2 separate regions of the Homo sapiens genome follow, and region 2 is linked to region 1. Evidence: chromatin loops called from intact Hi-C (ENCODE). Cell type or tissue: Panc1. All regions are shown on one strand.

Region 1 (2,500 bases):
CCTATTTTGCCAACCGATTTGAAATATATAATTTTATATTACCATTTCAAGAAAGGAATGCCTTGGACAATAAAGATATCTTTTTTTTTTTTTTTTTTTGAGATGGAGTCTTGCTCTGTCTCCAGGCTGGAGTGCAGTGGCGCAATCTTGGCTCACTGCAACCTCTACCTCCCAGGTTCAAGCGATTCTCCTGCCTCAGCCTCCCGAAAGATATCTTTTTACATGGCTTATGCCTCTTCAAAATCTACTCCCAACTTACATTTCCAGGCCATCTCCTGACCATAAACAACTCAGAACTCAAGATTTTCACAACACTCTATGTCACCCCCTGCCTATCCATTTCCAGTTACATCATCTTCTTTTACCTAAATACCATTTATTCTCATTCCCATTTCTCTGCCCGGAAAATTTCTACTTAATCTTAAAAACCCACATCAAATATTCTTATATAAGGTCTTCCAACATCATCCTAAAGAATTACTTCCACTCCCCACCATGCTCACAATTCTGAGCATGCATCTATTATAAAACCCATCACATTGCCTTATTACTTATAGCAGAGAAATTACTTTTCTCTGCTTCAGTTTTTTAAAATTAAAACGTTATGTGGCATGAGCATCAAAACTGCCTAGTTTGCTAGGGCTGCCATGACAAAATACCATGGGGTGGCTTATACAACAGAAATTTATTTTCTCACAATTTTGGAGATTAGAAGCCTGAGATTAAGGTATTAATAGGGTTGGTTTCTTCTGAGGCTTCTCTTCTTGGCGTGTAGATATCTGTCTTTTCCCTCTGTCTTCACACAGTTTTCCCTCTGCATGTATGTGTTTCCAAATTTTCTCTTCTTATATGTACACTAGTCCTGTAGAATTAGCTCATTCTAAATTCACTACCTCACTCTAACTTGATTACCTTTTTAAAGACCCTGTTCCAAATACGGTCACATTATAAGATACTGGGGGTTAGGACTTCAACATATGAATTTTGGGGGGACACAATTTAGCCCCAAGTAGAGACCATGCTTAAATTATCTAGCCCTAACTCTTAACTCAGTTTCTACCATATAATAGAAACAATAAATATTTGTTAATGAACGCTATATTAATGAAAAAAATTTACTATGTATGATATGGTATTTAAAAATGTTTTTCTTATAATAAATTATAAGAACACTGGCAGGTTTTTTTGTGTGTTACAAAACAGCCATAATATTGTTTTTCACTAGCTTGTTCCTAAAAGAACTTACTTAGCTCCCCAAGTTAGGAACTCTCATAGCAATTTTGTTATGCTGCCACCAAGTGACACTTGATGGAACTGTTTCCACTTGTTCTGCAGAATCTAAGCTTTTGCTGAAATTAAAGATGATGAATCTCTCTTAAAACCTCTCAAAGACCCAATTATGACATTTTTGCATTTTAAAAATAAATTGCCCTCATTAAAACAAAAATGTAATCAAATATTGAAGAAAAATTGACAGGTAATTATATACGGCAAATATTTTTAAACTAATAAGACAGTATTCATCGTTCTCTGATAAAATGTTGATGTGCTAGATATAAAAAACAAACCATAACTTATATTCAACTTTAATTTTGACCACAAACATATCATAAGTCCACTCAGGAAGATAACACAGGTTTTAGTCCTTGCTGATCTTACAAAGAGACAAAAAGGTATCAGCAGCTTTTCTAACAGAGAGAAATGGTTGTTTTCCCTTAAATTTTGACTAGGAATGTAGCAGGGAATATCTGTTGCAAATATTAACTTGCTCATTCCCACCTGACGAAAGTTAAGTCAAAGCTGTGCTGAGATAGTACTTCAAAACTGTCCTTTCCACTCATTTGCCCAGCCATTCATTTTGCCTCAGGCAATAAATATTGCTGCTCAAAGAGGTCTTCCCTGACCACCTATCTAAAAAATACCCGCACTAAACCCAGTTATTCTCTATCAATAATATCACAAAACTTATTTCTCTGGATTTATATTATTCAGTTAATTTTTACTTATTTACAATATGGGCTTCTCTTGTTAGAAGATAAGCTCTATAGACCTTTTGATTCGTGATTCTGTTCCCATCAACTAGAAGAGTACTGGGTAGACTGCAGGTTATTAATAAATATTAATAAAATGAATGAATAGTATCTGACTAATTAGAATAAATTAAAATTTAACTGAGGCTCTTAGTCAACTGCCTTCTCGATGATAGTTCTCACATGGGAAGAGCCTGTAAATGACTGTGTGAATTCTTCCAGCTCTTTACTAGGATGGAAATGCAAGGAGAAGGCACTGAGCTCAATGCTTAATCTATTTTATTTCATCTAAAACATGCAATCCCCATCTATCTTGCTCATCTTCCTCCTGGCATCTCTAGTATTTTAATATCATAGTTTATCAATTTGAAAAATTACATCTTTTACATTTTTACATTTCTAAAATTGGGATGCATCTTTCAATTAATGGGAAATTGCAAACACTGTAGGCCAGGTGGTGGTTGTGATGT
Region 2 (2,500 bases), 440 kb before region 1:
CCAAAGGATATTATTCAAAATCATACAAATTTGAATAAAACATCAAACATGAAATAATTTCTGGGAAAATGAAATAATTCAAAGCGACTCAAGGTAAAATAGAATAATTTTTAAAAAGTAAGTAAAAAATGAAATGCTTTGAAAGTACTACCTTGAAAAAAAGTCATTTTATAGAATTTTAAAGATACCATGGGAACAATTACATCTCAAATAAAATAAAAATTTCTACTATTAAGAAAAAGAGGAAAATTGTGCTAATTTGTTCCACACAGCTATGAGATCTCTAATGCCGTTTTGATTATGATGGATTTTCTAGTATCAAATGTGCCAGCTGACATAAATAAATAAAAATGGCAAAATATATTAAACCACACTTTAGACATTGGAGAAGGGCAATCCAGGACTCTAGTCCTTGAGAGAAAAAACCTAATGAAATTAATCTTCCCTTTGCCTTAGTTTTTTGAGAAACTTTTTGGACAGTAGAATGGGCTGGGGTTTGGGAGAAACCCAAGTAGAGCATACGTCTCTTGCTGGGTTGAGGCATAAACGATTAGAGTGCAGGGAGACTGCAGGAGATGAAATTTCTGGTGCATAATATCAGCAAAGGAGGAGCCACATGAAAAAAGAGCTCCAGAAACCTGCATGGGATTCCCCTTGACAAAAAATAAAGGACACATGTATAATGATTCTCTGCTATGCTGAGTAAAGAACTACCAGGAGGCTATACACTGAACAAGTTCCTGATCATGCACAGGGCTAAGAGAACTTGAGATTCTGAACAGCCAGAATAAAGAGGCCACATTGGACATCATGGAAATTCAGTAAAGACCACAGAAGGTCTGTCTTTCTAGTCAGGCGAAACTAGTCCTAAATTAAAAGCAACCCTAAACTCACCCTAAAATCATGGAGAAATGAGGCTCCTGCCAACAGCTATGTGAGTGAGCCAACTTGGGAGTGGATTCTCTATCTCCAAACAAATCTTTAGGTGATTGGAGTAATGGCCAACATTTGATGGCAACTCCATTAGAGACCCTGAGACAGAATTTCTGAACCATGAAAATGGAAAGAGATACAAAATGTTTATTATTGTTGTAGCCACTAAACTTCGGGGTAACTTGTTACACAGCAATTGATAAATAAAACAATTATTTATCCAGCTACCTTTACTGCTGTGTCCAAAATGTAACACCAGAGGCCAGTGGTCATCTCCCGAACTGTATCATCTCCTAGGTGAACCAACCTAGGGGTCCACTGATTTCACTGTACCCCTTCCATAGATTGAAGAATCTTTTTGTCCTATCAAGAAAATACAGGAGCATAGGTATAGATTTGTCTTTCCTACAAAAAAAGATTACGTAAGAACCACTGTTAATTAGTCACTTGACAAAATGCTTATCCTGGATATTTTACACAATATTGTATTCCACCTGGAGACGCAGTTCATGGCAAAGAAAGTGTGTTAGTAATCTCACATCTACAGAAACTTGTCTTTCATCATTACTCATCATGTAGAAGCAGCCATCTTGATAGAGCAATGAAATAGTCTACTCACGTATGATCTCAGCTAGGAGACAATACACCATGAGGCTGGGCATAAATTTGCCAGATCTGGTACATCTTTTGAAGCTGCAACCAATATATATTGCCACTCTCTCCATGAGTAGGGTACAGAAGTCAAGATGGTGATGTGAGTACTGTTATTACTGAAGTTTATATATAATTGAAAAAAAAGTTCTTCATCTTCTCACAATTGGTAGACTTGGACCAGTCTTAGTGGAAGAATAATATTCCAAATAAACAAAATCAGGTTTCTAATGGAGAGGGAGATGAGTCTGCCCCCTGATCAATTTGCTCTCAGAATGTCTATGAAATAACAGTTTGAGAAGGAGAGTTGTTAAGGTAACATGGAAGAAACAATGTTAACTTAAAATATAAAACATTTCTTATTTCATCCTTATTTTATGAATATTTTATTGTACCTCGTGAACAGAAAAGCATGTGGAGACTGCAGCAGCTATGTTTAATGTTTTCAAAGCACTTCTTTTTTCCCTCCCCACCTTACAAAAAGTACCAGTGAAACTTAAAGTTTCAAGTGGGAATATGACTGGAGTTATTCCAGGACTCCACAATTACAGTGAGGCTGATGAGACGATGATTTTTTGTGCATCTGCTATGATAGGGAAGTGTTCTCAAGCAGGCAAAAGATATGAGTAGATGGTAAGGGGCAAAATGGGTGAGCTGTACTCTCTGCTTTGTACCCTTCTCCATTCTGCTTTCTACACCAAGAGGCTGAAAAATAAGAAATCTGCTTTCCATTGGTTTCAGCCAAACCACACAGAAGATCCAAGGTAGAGGGGAGAAAGAGATGACAACATATATTTCCCTGATTTCTGCTGCTGACGGTCACACTGAGCTGGCCATGTCCCTTAGTCAAATGCCACTACCTCTTTCAAAATGGCCAGCTTTACACAACTCTCCCTCTGTAAGTTCTTCAGACACC

Evidence for each region. Hi-C counts contacts between places; a loop is a spot of excess contacts. Peaks named below come from ENCODE experiments on the same cell type or tissue, not always from the same donor. Only the 100,000 strongest peaks of a DNase experiment are listed, where the experiment ranks them.
Region 2: it touches region 1 in a loop (2.3-fold over the local background); 25 of 110 quality-filtered maps call a loop at or near these places.

The regions. Positions count from the first base shown.
Region 1 is chr7:79,297,154-79,299,653 of GRCh38, reverse strand. All of the region lies in intron 1 of MAGI2 (membrane associated guanylate kinase, WW and PDZ domain containing 2), which reads left to right. Among named protein-coding and RNA genes, the nearest start is that of MAGI2-AS3, 150 kb to the left of the region's middle. In Panc1, CTCF peaks have their summits at 1,066 and 1,309; a DNase peak (open chromatin) is centred at 1,303; H3K27ac peaks cover 2,266 bases.
Region 2 is chr7:79,740,586-79,743,085 of GRCh38, reverse strand. No RefSeq gene overlaps it. Among named protein-coding and RNA genes, the nearest start is that of MAGI2, 290 kb to the right of the region's middle. In Panc1, CTCF peaks have their summits at 988 and 1,193; no DNase peak of the experiment used is centred here; H3K27ac peaks cover 255 bases.